2 separate regions of the Homo sapiens genome follow, and region 1 is linked to region 2. A link is a loop called in an ENCODE intact Hi-C map of the cell type or tissue named here. Cell type or tissue: gastrocnemius medialis. All regions are shown on one strand. Each heading gives the region's core, and the rest is flanking DNA. Links, peaks and the distances in the headings are about the cores only. Region 1 has its middle 150 kb from the start of CYP26B1. Region 2 overlaps DYSF (dysferlin).

Region 1 (10,399 bases), core at 4,626-7,125, 390 kb before region 2:
GTATTAGTCCCATCCTTGGCTCCATTTTATGGCTTTACCCTTGCTTTTACATTTTTTTTCTTTCTCACCTGCTTCTAATTTATGTCGTCCTGCTGAATTTTATGCATCTTTGTAAACTGCCTTAAATCCTTTTGTGAAACAAAGAGGTGTATACACAAACAGATAAATAAATACATATTCTATGTCATTACTAGACAACATATCATAGTTTTTGGCTTGGGAAATAGGGTCCACATAGCTGCTGATCTCCTCCTGGGCCACTGTCCTTCTACAAGAGCATCCAAACAGACAAACTGTGAGCAAAGCCAATAGTCCACTCTCCCAGGGGTGAGAAGACAAAAAGCAAGCCAGTAACTACACAGTAAGATAGGTGGTGTTGAGCGATGTGATGAAAATACAGTAAGGAGGAGCAGGCATGGACAGGCCAGCCAGGGAGGAGCTCCCAGAGAGGCTATATTTGAGCAGAGCCCAGGGAAGACAGGGAGTTGGTCAAGGAGTGAATGGTGGAAGGACATTCCAGGTAAAGCTATGAGGCAGGTTAAGAGTGCAGGAAGAAGCCAAGGAGGCCAGTGTGGCTGGAGCCATGTGAGTGAAGGGGAGCGTAGCAGGCAACGGAGGGTGGGGACTGGACCCAGTAGGGCCTCGGAGGCCACAGGAAAGACTTGATGTTCTGAGATGAGAAGCCTTTGGTGGGTTTGGCCAGAGGCGTAATGTGATCTGACTGAAGTTTCAGCACAATCATCGTGACCACTGGGGGCAAGGACGAAGCAGGGAGGAGTCAGGAGGCTGCTATAGTAGTGCAGACAGGAGCCCGTGGGGGTATGAACTACAATAGTGGCAGTAGAAGGTGGAAGAAGAGGTCAGAATCTGAATCTTTCTCCATACTGTGTCACCAAACTAGAAGTCTGTTTTGTCCACTCTTGTTGCCTACAGGTCCCTGTCCTTTTCACACCTCAAACAGTGCAAACTGGCTGCTTTCCACACCTCTTCATCCACAACTCTTCTGCATAACATGGCCCTTGTGAGACCCTGGCCTCTGTCACTCCTATGAACCAACTCTCCAACATCTCCTCCAACCTGGCACAGGGCTCCATCAAAATCTCCCCGGCTTCTCTTGCACTGCCCACCCCTTTGAGCTTGGTGCTTCAGTTTGTCTTTGTCCTTTTCACACTCAGAAACTGCTACATAATTAGCAGGGCTCAGTGCAAAATGAAAATGTGGGTCCATGGTTCAACAATTATTAAGAAATTCAAGATGGCGACAGCAAAGCATTAAACCAAGCATATGCCCTCTGAGCACGGGTCCTGTGTGGTCAACTGCCCATGCAGCCAGCCTTTCTCACTCTACACGTTCTTGGGATAATCTCATGCATGTTGGCCTTAACTACCACACACAGCAATGACTCCCAGGTGCATCTTTTTCTTGAGCCCCAGACCCATCTGTTGGCCCCACGTACTGACACCAACACTTTGTCATTTTTGCAGGCAACTTGAAAGCAGTAAGTTAAGACTGGACACATTATCTTCTCCCAAACCTGCTTCTTCTTGTGTATTCTCCTATCTTCATACCGAATACATAGAAAAAAAATCCTTTTTGAATACCTGTAAATTCTTTACAAAAATCGACCATGTACAACTATATAAACAGAAGCTCAAGATATTTCCAAAACCGTTATAGTGCAATAAAACTAGGAATAATAAACAAAAATAAATGGTTTTCTAAAACTAAAATCATTGATAACCATTTAAAAAATTGCTATCTACTTAAAAATTAATAATAAAAAACAAGATATATGAAGGTCTATAGGGTGAAACCAAAGCTACCCTCAGAGTAGAATTCATTGTTTAATTATTTTATTATAAATAAAAGTTTGAAAAGAACTGGCTGAGAGTTTTATTCCTGAAACTAGAAGAGAAACAACAAAACATCAAAATAAAGTAGATGAAAAAAATGAAGCAGTAGACAGAGAAAAATAGGATTGATACAGAAAACCAAAACAAGTTTCTATTGATTTACCTTGACAATAAATATTTATTATGTGCCTATGTCTAGGTACTGCACAAGGTCACTGAGGATGCTGAGATGAACAAAATAGATGTGATTTTTCTACTTGTGAAATTCTTTTGAAAAGATTATTAAAAAATAGATACTTTTTTAAGACTGGCAAAAAAAGGAGTAAAAAAGAATGCAAATACATAATTTCTTCAGTAAGAAAGTAGATATGTATTAGTCCATTTTCATGCTGCTGATAAAGACACTCCTGAGACTGGGTAACTTATAAAGAAGAGAAGTTTAATAAACTCACAGTCCACGTGGGATCATGGTGGAAGGTGAAGGGCATGTTTTACATAGCAGCAGGCAAGAGACAATGAGAATCAAGTGAAAGGGGAAATCCTTTATAAAACCATCAGATCTTACGAGACTTACTCACTACCACGAAAACAGTATGGGGGAAACTGCCCCCATGATTCAATTATCTCTCACCAGGTCCCTCCCACAACATGTGGGAATTGTGGGAGCTACAATTCAAGATGAGACTTGGGTAGGAAAACAGCCAAGCCATATCAAGATACAACTACTTATGTAGAGGGAATTTTTAAAAATTTAATATCACATACATATTTATTTTAGTAAATTTGAAATTCTAGATGAAATGACCACTAATGTAAGTATAAATCGCAAAAATGGTTCAAGAAAAGGCAGAAGATCTAAAAGACCAATAATCACAGAAGAAAGGGCAAAGGTAATAAAATACTTAACACCCCGAATACCTCAGGGTAGATGGTTTTATAAGTGAGATCTATCACATCTCCATAGGGCAAATATTTCTTATCTATACTTAGAGATGAAGTCCTTCCTGAGCAATTTTATGAGACTAATTTAGCTCTGATACTAAAATCTGACAGAGATGGTGCCAACATATAGACCAATTTATGGAAGTGTAAAAATCCTAAATAAATTATTGAAAATTTCAGTGAAACAATGTATTAAAAGATAAAATATCATGACTAAGCATTTCAGAAGTTCAAGTCTGGTTCAGTAGTAGATATCCATACATTTATATTAATAGCTAAAGAAAAAAAATGATGCCAAAATTTCAATAGATGCCAAAATCTTATTTGGCAAAATTCAAATTTTGTCCTTGTTATATTCTCCTAGCAAGTCATGAGAATAAGGAGAGTTTACTAAATAGACAAAAGTATCATAAAATCCAGTGAGCCAAGATCGCGCCACTGCACTCCAACCTGGGCGACAGCAAGACTCCATCTCAAAAAAAAAAAAAAAGTATCATAAAATCATTGAACATCATCCTTAATGATTAAACACTAGAAACACCACCAAAATCAAGAATAAGACAAAGATGCTCACCATCACGGCTATTATTTATCATTGTTCTGGAGGTTCTAGCCAAAATAATGAAAAAGCCAAGTAAAGAACCACATGTAGTAAATTAAAAAGGAAAAATCGTCATGATTGTGGATAATGTGAATAGATGACATATCCAAGAGAATCAGCCATCAAGTATGTAAACTGAGTTCTGTGAAGCATCTAGATTAAATTTATATTAAAAAATGAAAATCCATAGGCTTCCTACATAGCAACAAAAACCTGTTAGAAAATTTTAATAAAATTCTTCAAAGAGCATGCTTAACTACAAAATAATTAGTCACATATTTAAAAAGAAATGTATAAGGCATACATAAAAATTAAATAATTTTCTTCAAAGATATAGGAGAATATTTGAGTTAGTAAGTGAAGAGACACAAGTTCTTGGATGGGTAGATTTAATTCTATAACAATATCAATTATTCCCAAATTGCTCCATTAATTTAATTGAATTCCAAGGAAAAACAATTCTATTTTTTTGTAAAAGAAGAAAATTAGGAGGGAATTTATTCTACGAGCAATCAAAAAGCACCATAAAGCCACAGTATTAAAAATTGTACGATACAAGTACAGAAAAAGGTAAGTTGTTGAATGAAAGAGAATTGGAAGTGTAATAGATACACATATGTACAAATGGGAAGTAAATATGTAAATAAGTGGCAATCATAATAGAAGAGGGTATTTTTTTAAATAAATAGGATCAGAATATTTGGATATTCATTTAAAAAATGTACATAATAAATTGACACTGCATTTTAAAAATTCAGACTAAGTAATTAAATATGAAACATGAAACATCTTACCATAAAAGTATTGGAGAATATTTGCATAATATTTCCATCTTTTTAAGCATAACTTAAAGCCTAAAATATATAACATAAAACATTGTCAGATTTTATTAAAATCTTCTCTCTAGCAAAATATCTAAATAGATCTAAGAAGACATATTCAAAACTAGAAATAATATTTGAATATAAATACACCTGAACAAGTCATTAATATCCACAATATATAAATAACTTTTACAAAATATTGATAACTCATACAAAAATGGACAAGGATTATGAAGAGGAGCAATTCATAGAAATCAATGCTTAACTTCTCTAATAATCAAAGAAGTAAAAAATCAAATACAGATTTTTCAGTCTGACAGAAATGATTAAGTGCAATTGTCCAGTATTGGTGTGGGTAAATTAATGCAAATCATTAAGGCAGATTAAGTTCAAAATGTCTATCCCTTTTACTCAACAATTCCATTCCTGGGAACTTAACCTATAAAAATATTTACACAAGTGCCCCAAAGTAATATATAAGAATGTTTATTGCAGTATGGTTTGTAATAATGAAAAATTGGAAACACTCTAAAGGTTCATGAGTTGGGGGCTGATTAAATTAATTATGGTAAAATCAAGTGCCAAATCGTGCAAACGTGTACAGGGAGGATGAGGAAATGAGAAGAAAAACTTGGCAGCAACATCAAACTCTTACTTTTGTAGCCCAGAGACCATAATCCACTTGGATAGCAGGAAATAACTTAGAATCTTCTAGGTTTAACTCTTTCATTTGATAGACGAGGGATCTGATCCCTGACCAATGGTAGTCCATCTTCTACTTGAAGCCACTGGATGGAAACCCTGGTTGTGAAACTTCCTTTGTTATGTAGAGCAAATCTGTCTCTGAAACCTACTTGTCACAAGAGAGCAGCTAAGGAGACAGGGAATGATGGATGAGAGCCAGAGGAGGCAGAGTTCAATGTAACGTAAAACACTTTAGCATCACCTAAAGATCACACTGAAGGTGTGCTGGCAGGGTAGCTGCTGTGGAAGTACTGTAGGAGGGATGTTTGAAAAATGGGTTTGATTCGTTGACCACCAAGGTCACTTCCAGCCATATCTCATGAGTCTATGATTTCACTCATTGGACCCAGTTTTGCCCTTTGGAGAAACACAGATTCAGTCTGGTCCTTATCCCCTTAAAACCCTTCAGATACTTGGAGATAACGCTCCAGTTGACTTTTAGTGTTTCTTCACCAGCTCTACATCTCCAGTTCCTTCCTTTCTCCACACACACTTCTCATATATTATGACTCCTTGATACTTCTTCCTCCAGTCCAACTTTCTTTGGTCACTTAAAAAAAAAATTCTTCAACTATGAAACCAAGAATTTACCAAGAATTCCAGCTGTGGTGTGACCAATGTAGGATATGGTGAGATTTTGACCTTCCTTACTTGGGACACATGGTTCCTGTTTGTAAAGTCCTAAGCTACTTCTTTGACAGCCATTTTATATAGCTGGATCATGTTAGACTCACAGAAGGGATGCATGCTGTAAATTATCGTGAGGTTATGTGTGGCACAACTCTAGGGGGCTCTATTTACAACCTATTGTAGATTTACATATTTCCTTCAGTAGTTTTTCCAGCAGATGGCAGTAAAGTTTCTGAGGAAGGGGGGTGCCTTAGTTCTAAATCACACAAAGATCTTTTCTGGGCTGGCAGTGACCCTGGCTCATAATCAATTAAAAAATATTTTTGATATGAATGTAGTATCTTTATGGCGGACTCTCCAACATCCATCCCTCCTTTCTTCCTTCCTAAAAAATCCCAATTTTGCTCAGCTATCCACCCTTCCCCCATGTGACTTCAGGGAAGGCTCCAGACAGTAGATCTGGATTACTGTAAAAAATCAGGGCTTCTGAGTCTTGAACTACTGACATTTTGGGCCATGTAATTATTTGTTGTGGGAGCTATCCTGCACATTGTAGGATGTTCAGCAGCATCCATGACATCTCTGTCCACTAAAGGCCATAGCATACTCCCACCTTACCAGTTGTGACAACCAAAAAATGTTCCTAGGTATAGTCAAATGTTTCCTGGGGGCAAAACTGCCCTGGTTGACAACTGCTAGCCTAGAGTATCTCAGAGAAGTAAAGCTTTCACACCCACAGCTGCTTTGCCTGTCTCCTTGTTATAGGAGATGATAAATTGCCTTATCCATCTTGAATCAGGTATTTTTGTTACTTGCAGCCAAAGGCATCCCCAACTAATGCAAGGAATTACTGCTAACTCATGTCTACCCTTCCTGTGCTTATACAATTTCTTTTTTTACACCTGAAGGGAAAATCTCCACACTATCTCCATTCACTTTGTTGTTGTTAGCTTTAATCCAAGTTCCAGTCTGGCAAAATACTTTAGAATCCTAATTTTGTCATCCAAATTATTAGCTATCCCTTGCAGTTTGGCATCATTTGTAAATGATGATAAGCATGTCATAAATACTTTTGTGTGAGTTGTTGATTAAAAAATATTTTATCAATATTCTTTAGGTATAGTTGTTCAGCCAGTTACAAATCCGCCTAATTAACCAGTAGCCAACTCACATTTCTCCATCTTATCTACTAAGATTTCAAAAGAAACTTCTTCAAATATCTCACTGCAGTCAGGAAGAGCCATGCCTATAGTACTTCCTGATCCTTGATTCAAATAAGCAAGTATAAACAGACTAGGTCATTTGGCATGAGCTATTTCTTGAGAACCCATGTTTATGCATGGTGATTTAGTGTGCAGAAACTGTCTACTCAGTGGTCCATCCTGGTATCTTATTGGTAAGAGATGTCACACTTATCAGTTTGCAATTTCCACATGCTATCCACCTCGCCTATGTGAAAAATATTCAACATTTGTCAATCTTCTGTTTTGTGGCCCGTCTCTAGTTCTCTATGACCTCAAAAACATTATCAACAATGGTTCAGTAATCACATTTGCAATGATATTTGGTGCTCTGAGAATTCATCCAAGACCTGAATTCATTTAAAGCTACCTCTTGTGTAAAATAATTTAAATAAAGGGGCCCATACACTTACTCAACCAAATACCACAGATGCAAAGGAGTCTCTGCTAAACACAGGGCTTATGAGCCTGGATTAGGAAACACCACAAAGAGTTATCAAACTCCATCTCAGCATCCAGCACAAATAACCAGGATGATCAGTAAACTAAGGGGGAAAGAGAACCTTGAGAGAGCCCTATGCACACAATAAGTGACTCTAATGAGAAAGAAAAATAGACAGAACCGAGCTAAGCTGGTAACCTTCACTAGTTTGGCATACAGTTCGACCTCTTCCCTCTGACCAATTCCTTCTCTCTACTTAGTCCTGTAGCCTCCAATCAAAGACTTTATTGATATGGAACCCCGGGAAGGAGCCTGCAGTGATGTCAGGGCCCACTGAGCTGAGTGAGCAACTGTAGCAGATGTCAGGCTGGGGAGATGAGCTGGGACCAACAGAAATTACAATGTCAGCCTATAATCCCTGAGCTTTGGGAGACCGAGGCAGGAGGATCACTTGAGCTCAGGAGTTTGAGACCAGCCTGGGCAACATGGCGAAACCCCATCTCTACAAAAAATTAAAAAATTAGCCAGGTGTGGTGGCACACACCTGCAGGCACAGCTACTTGGGAGGCTTAAGTGGAAGGATCACCTGAGCTCAGGAGGTAGAGGCTGCAGTGAGCTGTTATCACACCACTGCACTCCAGCCTGGGCGACAGAGAGACCCTGTCTCAAAAAAAAAAAAAAAAAAAAAAAAGAAAGAAAGAAAGGAAAGAAAAGAAGAGAAGAGAAAAAAAAAAGCAAGGAAGGAAAGAAGGGAATCCCAAAGGGATGACACGCTGGCTCTGGCTCTCCTTGACTGTGGGGAGATGGAGGAGTCTGCATCACAGAGCCACATTCTCCTCCAGGTTTAGCGTAGAGGCAGGGGAAGGATTTTGCAGGTTCAGGCTGATCAGGTTTTAGTGTCTCTGTCATCTAAATACTGAATATTGGCTATATATGCCATGGAGGGATGTTGACCTCAATCCACACCAAGAGAATGCCATAGTACCCACAGTCTGCTGTAGAGGGGAGATGGGTCTGCAATTCTTCTCATTCCCAGGCTAGACTCTCATTCCCCACTTGAAAAGCGGTTAAGAGGGCTGGAGCCAGAATCAAACTGATTGGGTTCAAATAATGGTTCTCCTAGTTATTAGCTTTGGAACATTAGGCAAACCACTCAACCTCACTGAGTTTTATTCTCCTTGCTGGAAAACAAGATAGAACGTGTGAAGGATGCTTGGTGCGATGATAGCTACTGTTGCTCTGAAATCACCTGCTTTGGAAATCTCCTCCTTGCAGAGGCTGTTGACAGAAGAAAAAGTCAAGGCATTCTGAATTTGGTCCTCAAAAGAAAACATTGGTCCTGGGGTTTATATAGTCTGATGAGGAGGGTTGAAGCTGAAACAGAGCCATGAAATCAAAGGTTCAAGTGATTTCCTTTGTTGCTGAAGGTGGGTTCTTGGATTCACTCTTGAGCAATGACCCTTCTGACTAAGCAAAGCAAAGGCAATGGATTTCCAAAGAGCTGAGTTTCTCTGCATAACAATGTTAACAGGTTATCATGAATGAGGGTGGTGGAGGTGGAGAGGGGTGGACAGAATTACACTCTGTAGACAGATTTACTTCCTTTAAAGGAATGCCTCTTTCACAACGACTGGATCAGGCTGTCTTACTTGGTATCATACTGCTTGTTCTCAGGAGGTATTTCTATGTTACTCTTCAAGCATTTGGTCACGGATCTGGGAGGGGACCCTGAAGATGACAGAAAGCCTGTGCAGGCTTGGTCAACAGGGTTGCTGGAGGAAGGATGAAAAAGAAAGGGTTTTGGCTTGGCTAAGACTATTAATAGGTCACAGAAGATGTTTTTCAAGACTAAATAATCTAGAATTTGGGAAATGTCTGGACTTGAAACTTTCTGTTCAGGTATCTTTTAAGGGCCAAAGGGCAAGACTGTATTCCCATGGATGGGGCTGGGGTTTTCTTGAAGGAAGCTGATTTTCCATTGTCAATCATGCTTATGGAGGGTTAATCATAGGGCTGGAAAATAAAAACTTTGAAGGTGGACCTTAGCATTAAGGGAGGGAAACTGCCTTCTGTCTGTAAGCCTTGGGATATGACTCAACTGGATCTTGCCTTGGCTGTCACACTGAAGGACACCTCCTTTGGCATGGCCTTAGTGACAAGTAGCACGCGGGGACAGGGCATGCAGTTCAGCCTCTACTCCAGCAAGGCAGGCCGGAATCCAGGAAAAGAGGAAGGCAGCAGAGGGTCCCCATGAAGGATACTGGGCCCGTGGACTCTGAGGGAAGCCATTGATAATATTCAGTGTAAACCCCTTGGGTGATAATCCTGCCTGCCATAGCCTACCTTTCAGCCAGCTTGTGTTAAATTCTACATCCCAATCTCATTTCAGCAGAGGAAAGGCAGGAGGGTGATACTCCCACATTTGGGAAAGAGATGGTACAAGGAGAGCAGGAGTATCTAGAGGGAAGCTGATCTTGAGCCTACCAAAGGCAACACGTTGAACATGCATTGTTCCAGAGCTAGATGATATATAGGGTGGGAAGAACACAGGAGGCAATGGGTGAACACACCAATATTCCTGAGGAAGTCCAAACAGAGTGGGCAAGGGACAGGAGCTCTGACTTCTGTGATTTGAGGATTAAAGGGAAGTGTGGCTTCGTAAGTTGGTAAAGCCTGGAGTGTCAGGGTATGCACCTGGGTCACCTTCTGGCTGCATGGCTTTGTGCAAGCTACTTATCCTTCCAAGTCTCAGTTTTTCCATCTGGGAAATGGGGCTAATAATAGTGACTGCCTCATAGAATTTTTGTGAAGATTAGATAAGCCATGGTAATAACCCAATAGATAGTTACTATTATCATTACTAATCCCAAGAGTGCTGGAAAAGGGGAATTAGTGCGCTAAGCAAAAAACTGTTATAACTAATTGCCAGAATTCACACGAGATGTATAGATACGGCTGCTGTATAAAGAAGAGGAGTTCTTAGCTCATCACTGACTCAGACATGAGAAGACAATCCCACTGGAAGCTTTCAGGCTCCTCTTCCTCTGCAAACCCATAGGACTGAGTCCTGCAGCAGCATCTCAAGGCTTTGCATCTCACCTTCCCTAGAGAAACACTGGCAG
Region 2 (7,003 bases), core at 4,229-6,728:
ATAGCTGAATGTTTTCATCTATAAAATGGTTAGCAAAAGTTGTCAACCTCTAAAGGTTAGGGTGAGGGTTGAGGAAGTTAATACCTGTATAACCTTTAGAGCTTCATGTAAACCTTCAACAGGACTATTAGCCCATGTGGTGTCTTTGTGACAATTAGAGAAAAATGTGCTTAAGACTCTTTACTTCCATGTCAGAAAGTTGTCATATTTTCTGAGTTTATTAGAACAAGACACTTTACTGCCACCTATTGGGAAATTGTTATAATAAATACAAGTATATGGTGTCTGTGCTAGAAATGCAGCCCCTTAGACACAGTGTCCTTGTGCAGTGCCCAACCTGCACATCCATACATGGAGGGCCTGACACTCCGGAAATGTTAACTATAATTAAAAGGACTGTGATAGACACTTTACAGAGCTTGCCTCATGTAATCTCATTTATTAAACAATGAAATCATTGGATTCATTCTCCAAGTGACTTCTGTTGGGTTCCTTCTGCGAGGATGGTACATCCATACAGACGCTCTGCCATAGATGGTGGGAGCAGTCAAAGCAGAGAAAGATATCAGCTTCCCCCCACCTCCATGAATCACTTCACAGCCAACCCAAGCCACACTCCTGTGCAGCGACACCCTGATGACACCATGTTTCCCCCAACCTACAGCAGTTGGAAGCTTAGTCCTAGAATCAGACCTCAACTCTAGTTCCAGCTCTGCCACCTCCTCGCCATTAGGCCTTGGACAGATTACTCAACTTCAGTGACTCAGTATTCTCAGATGAAGATCTGAGATAAGCTGCTCCGAGAATTAAATGAGAGAACACATCTGAAGAGCGCCTGGCACACAGGAGGCGCTTAGTAAATGGCTGTGACTGTAACTATTACTAGAATTGTTGTTAGTACCATTGTTTTTGCCATTGGTGTTGGTGTTGATCTCCCCAGGGTGACTTCAAGAGAGCTGAGCCATTAGAAGCATCTTTCAGAGCAACACTGGCTTTATTACTATCTCTAAGTCACCAGGGCATAAAGCAAAAAAACTTATCATTTTCCTCCAGACCCACAATGCAGGTGACATGATGCAGGAAGCACCTGCATTCCTGACCGTCTGATAAGCAGGGGTGATGGACAGGGCTGCTGCAGTGCACAGCTCCAGGGGCTGCTATGCATGTCACAGTCCACATGAAAGGTGCCCTTGGAGGATGGAGGCAGGGCCTACACAGCTTCTGCAGTGACCTGGCTGCTATGGGGACCCCCAGTTTGATGTCCTCCCTGGGCACTCCAAGGCCACCAGCTGCAGGTGGCAGCACAGCAGGGTGTCCTCTTTAAAGACAGGGTTGCACTTGAATGCCTGCTTGTGGTCTGTTCATGGCCCCTTATGGCTATGCCCAACCCAATATGGACCCAGAGCCAAAAACCCAAGACAAAGAGGGGCCAAAAAAAAAAACCATCAGGGAGGGAACAGCCCCAGGATCCCCTGAGTGGAGTGGCAGAAAGACCAATCTTTCTCATACACTTGTTCTCTTAAAATCACTAAGGAAAACTCATGAATACATTCCTCCCAGAATATTTCCTCTCTAGGCCCCCAAACGCTGGGCAGTATCCACTTTATCCCTCATTTCCTCGGTCTGTCCCTCGGGGCTCCCTCGAGCTCCGTGGTGATGACATTCCTCTCTAAAGGCTGGGGACCAGGCTCCGCATCTTCAGGAGCCTGCTTGCTGAGGACAGGGGAACAAGAACCTGGAGAAGGTTAAGCTCCAATACCGTTTGGAGAAGGCCCTGGAGGAAGAAGGCAGGAGCACACAGCTGCGGAGCGTCGGGCCCAGCGGAGGCAGAAGGAAGAGACAGGCAGAGACAGTGGTTAGAGGTGTGTCCAGGCAGCTTCCTCAGCATGAGGCCACAGCATGCATCCCAAGGCCATCTCTGTCCACCGTGCTGTCCCCAGGGGTCCCAGGACATGCTTCTTCCCTGCCATTTCCTGCCACCTCCCAGGGTTGCCTGCCTCTGTGGCTCCCCCTCTGACCATGCGTCCAAATGCTCCTCCCCAATTTTTCACACTATCTCCTGGATCTGCTCCTTCCCAATTTAAAGACATCCCCATCTCCCAAATCCACCCGCGCCCTCCTCTCTGCAGGCTCCCTCCTCTCCTCTCTCTAATCCTGTCTCCATCCACTACCTCTCCTCCCTCATGTCCACACCACCTGCTTCCCAGTGCACCCTGCTTCTGCCCTCAGCACCCCTCCCCGGAAATTTGTCTCCAGAGTCCCCTACCCGAAGGACACTCGTGGGCTCTTCTCTCTCTCACCCCCTCAGCAGCATCTGGCCAGCTAACCTCATCTCCTTCCCAAACAGTCTCTCTGGATCCACACTGCTGGCCCTCACCCTGTTTGCTGAGCCTCCTCTGCAGCCTTCCCATCTTCCTCCACCAAGCCCTGATCTGCTCCTTAGCCCTCTCCTAGACTTTCTGCTCCCAAACATCTCTGCTAAGCCCCAATATCTTACTGCTTAGTTCATTAATGTGTCCTACTGGCCTCTCACACTGAACTTGTCCAAAACTGGATTCTTCATCTTCCCCCTCAGAACCTGCTCTCTTCAAGTCTGACCCCACCATCTAGACAACCAAGCCAAAAGCTCCCACGCCACCCTTGGCTCCTCCTGCCCCTCATCGCCCTGCCTGACTGATCACCAAACACTGGTAATCCTGTCTCCTGAACATCTCTCACGCCCGCCCACCCATCTCCTTTGCTCAGTGCAAGCCACTACCCTCTCTTGCCTGGATTCACCAGCATCCCCCTTTCACTTGGTTTTGACACCCTCTCCCAACAGCCCACGCGTTCTACAATCTGCAGCCAAGGCAGGCTTTCTAATAATGTCACTCTTTGTTTCAAGTCCTCCAATGTCTTCCCATCTGCTCAGGATGAAGTGCAGACTCTTCAAAGTAGCCTCCACAAGACCTCTAATCTTCCAGCTCCTGCTGCCTTCTCTGGGCATGTCTCTCATGAGATAAATTTCCCCTTGATGACCCCAAGTAGTGATGAACCACCTCCTGGGACACACGCAACCCCTGCCCTTCTGAATGCTAGCAGGTTGCAGGAGGCACCATGCTCTTTTAGCTTTGAGGCTTGGAGCTCAGTGGTCCCTCTGTCTGAAATGCACTTCTACCCCTACTCCTCCTGTACTTCCTATTCAGACAGCAGGTGTCCATTTAAATCTTTCCTGGTGCCCCAAGCTTAAGTACCCCCGTAGCTCCCATAGCAACTTACACTTATTCCCATAGAAAGACACATCAATCCATCACCCATGCTATCTCCACGTGTTCATTTGATTGTGTCCTTGGTTAAACCAGCAATTCTGTACACAGGGACCATAGCTGAATTCCCCCGTCCAACAAATAAATGATTATGAATGGATAACTGAAGGGGAAGAGGGAGGGTGAAGACAGAAGAGTGGGTGGATGGGAGGATAAAGGAATGAATCCAACACGCACTGTCCTCCTTCCTAGCACCCGTGCCTGCTCTAGCCTGACCCTGGGTCCTCCCCAGGCCTGCTCATTACTCCCTCTGGTTCAATGGGCTTTCTTTACTGCCAACTGAATCTAACCCATTTTTAGGGCCTAATTCAAGGTCTCTAGAAAATCTCCCCAAGACGCTCCAGAAACGTCTTATAACCTGACTCTGACTCTCTTAACCCCGTCTACATGACCCTTTCCCCACATACCCCATTCCTATGGTCCTAAGGGATCTCTGATCATCTCCCAGGCAGGAGTCCTGAGGTCTCTGCCAGCTCTTGAGCCTGGTTTTCAACTTTTTTTCTGGTCCAGCCCACTTGAGGGGCACAGCACCCCCTCTCCAGGACAGTAATTCTCAGTGAGGGTGCTGCGACCCTCACTGCAACTGGGAAGCCTCTCAGCACTGCTGGGCAGATGGGGTGTAGACTGAAAGTGCCACCAGAACATCCTGATTCACTGTCCTAGGGTTGATGGAGGACTCTGATAAGCCTAATCAGAGGAAGCCACATTTGACCAGCTCCCGTCTTGCTCCCTTCAAATGCAGGGCAGACCAGGGGCGGCTGCAGAGATGGGTTCTACAGGTGTGCAGAGTGTTGATCAAGCCAGCCCAGACCAAGAAGACCCCAAGAACAAGTGAAGCTCTCTCCCCTACCAGAGCTGAAGCCATCCTCAAGCCCACTTCAGTCTATCAGTCCCGCTGGCCAGTTTACCACGAAGAACCAAGGCCCTGAGCCATGAAAGGGGCACCCCCAGCCCAGTCTAGGGGCCACCATGTTAGACAGGAGTCGCTCCCAGGGCAAGGGAAGTGTTGGCAAGCCTCCTGCATCAGCCGGGTCATCAGTAGCCTATGGACCCTCACCTCACCCAGCAGAGGACAGAAGACGCTGCAGTCACATCCTGGTTCCTCGGGGAGCTCCAGGCAGGGGGCAGCCAGGCAGGCTGGGAGGGCTCCATTGTCTGCCTGCCCCACCCAGCTCGTTAGGAACAATATGTTGCTCTAATTACACTTCCCAGGAAAAACAGTGTTTTAAATTAAGGCCTTGGGGGAGGAATGGGGGATGGGGGACCACTGGCTTTATTTTCCTGATTGCAAAACACCAAATTTTTCCTTCCAGTGGACTTGGGGGTACAGGAGAGTACCCCGGGTACATCTTAGAGTAAAAGCCATATACCCTGCAGCCTGGATGGGTGGATGGAGTGGTATCTGGTGGCCCCCACCCCTGAACTGGCAGTAAAATCAGCCACAAAGCATACGATCCCTCCCACCAGGGCATCCCCTGCCCCAGCAGGAGAGCAGCAGCAGAAGCAAGGGTAATTCTCTAAACCACACCCCCTCCCCTCCCCACCTCCCCGAAATGGTCAGGATCACAAGCCCCATGGGTCTTCTTCTACACATGTTCTGTATCCTAGGGGGCCCTGGGCATTCAGGGACCCACGATCACCTCAGCTGCTGTGTGTGCGTGCATGTGTGTGCCCTCGAGAGTGTACACACTCGCACATGCTCACACGTGCATGCACACATTCTCCAGTTCTCAGGAAATCTAAAATTGCAGTTTCTTTGAACTCATTCCCCTTGGCAGCAAGGACTGCCTTTGTTCTCCAGACAAAAAGGAAAAGAAACCAGACAGAGGGCTCAGAAGAGGCGGGGAGAAGGAGGAAGCTGGGGCCAAGGAGCAAACAGGAAGAGTGAAACACGAAAGGAGAGTGGGAAGAGACTCAGGAAGAGAGGGAAAGACAAAGAAAATGCAGACCGGAGAGCGAAAAGGAAACCCTTCCCTCCATCTGCTCTGTCTGCGAGGACCCAGATCTCCCGGACATCATCAAAGCCTCAGACACACCATGCAACAGCCTCACTTCCTGACCAAGAGCTGCAGAGAGAGGTGTCCCAGATGGGCATAAAGCCTGGGAGAGGGGAAGTTTGTTGTCCAACAGGCCACATCCAGGAGGTGACATGCCCCCAGCCCAAGACACTGCTGCCTGGGCCACCTCCCCACATTTTCTACCAATCCCAACTTCAAAAGCTAGCTCAGTGGCACCTCTTCCAGGAAGTTACCCTCACTGTCCTGCTCTGGGAGCCTTCGACAAGGGCAGACAGTATTTCATCTCATTCACAGGCACTGTGGCTTGGAAATCTCTGCACCTGGCTGCGCTAGCTGAAAGGCACTTCCCACAAGAGAGGATATCCTTAAACCATCCTTCAGAGTCACTTGCCCCATCCGTTCCTACTGGCCTGTCTCCAGTCCAGGCCCCTATCTCAACTGGCTCAAGAGCCTCCTAGCTAGTCTCTCAAACCCACACCTCCTGCAGCCAGACAGCTCCCCAACACACCCATCTTCCCTCACTGCCCCCTGACTCTCATGGGCTCCCATGGCCAGGGGCTCAGGAGGAGGCTCCCAGCCCTCCAGAAAGGCTTGAGCACTCTTCACAGGGATCGGGCCAGGAGCCTGGGAGCAGCCAGATGGGAGATACAAGGCAGGAGCTTGGTCACAGCAAAGAAGACAGAAACACCCTGCTGCGGTCCTACTTACAGGAGGACCAGTGGCAACAGAAGGACCACCCAGCCCTGGGGCTTCTTAAAGCGAAGAGGACTCAGCATCTTGGCATCAGGCTTAGCCTTCAAGTGAGAAGGACATGGGCTGAGCTAGGGGTCCCAGGGCTATCCCCTGGGACTGAGGGAGGTCACAAGGTCATCTTCTGGGGCTGGTCCCTGGACCAGCAGATCATTCATCCCACTGGGATAGGTCCTCCTTGGACCCTTTGAACCTGCTGGCCTGGCCCAGCCCTGTGCCTAGCACACTCCTAGGACTTGCTCTCCCCTGGCCCTGCTGACCCACACCCACCCTCAGCCTGCAGCCTGCTTGGCCCTGCAGGGGGCACTCGGTGCTCTTCGGGCTCTGGCCCATGAGCTGCAGTTTTGATTTGCTTTCTGACGAGACTGCAGCCAGATCCCTGCCCTCGGAATCTGAGCCTTCACTGTTACATATTACGAATCCAGTTATTAAGGATTTTAACTTTTTTTTTAATAACTCATCCCTGGGCTGGGTCTTCTTCAGAGCAGGCTGTGGGTTTTGGCCACAAAGTGCACTCAATCAACAGAGAGGGCTCCGTGCTGCTTCCCTGGACAGGACTCCACCTCCCTTTCCAAATCGGCAGTCTTTTGCAACTGCAGCCAGAAGCAGGAGGCCGCCTGTCAGGCGCAATTACAGCGAGCTCACTTGGCGGACCCCACCTCGGTCTGGGAGCAAAAGGAAGTGAGGTAAGGGGTGCGGGGCCTGTGGATCCCACATCCTGACTCTGCACTTCAAGTCCAAATTACACTGAAAATGTCAAATAGTGTCCGCTGTCGGTCTGGGGATTCCCTAATGGCAGGAAGTGGCTGCCCTTTTCCCAACGCCTCATCTGACCAGGGCTCTCCTTCCTGTCTCTCCACCCAGGTCTCTGCCACCCACCCTCTGGCCTGGCTCACGACAATCCACCCACAGATGCACAGGAGGCCATAG

What was found. Hi-C counts contacts between places; a loop is a spot of excess contacts. Peaks named below come from ENCODE experiments on the same cell type or tissue, not always from the same donor. Only the 100,000 strongest peaks of a DNase experiment are listed, where the experiment ranks them.
Region 1: a loop joins it to region 2, with 2.5 times the contacts of the local background. A loop is called at or near these places in 7 of 110 quality-filtered maps.

Annotation. Positions count from the first base shown.
Region 1 is chr2:71,990,652-72,001,050 of GRCh38, reverse strand. No RefSeq gene overlaps it. Among named protein-coding and RNA genes, the nearest start is that of CYP26B1, 150 kb to the left of the region's middle. In gastrocnemius medialis, for the core only: a CTCF peak has its summit at 5,795 (motif pointing right); no DNase peak of the experiment used is centred there.
Region 2 is chr2:71,603,374-71,610,376 of GRCh38, reverse strand. The region is part of intron 36 of DYSF (dysferlin); the gene reads right to left. Among named protein-coding and RNA genes, the nearest start is that of DYSF, 140 kb to the right of the region's middle. RefSeq lists a silencer at 6,284-6,578 and an enhancer at 6,477-7,003. In gastrocnemius medialis, for the core only: no CTCF peak of the experiment used is centred there; no DNase peak of the experiment used is centred there; H3K27ac peaks cover 2,348 bases.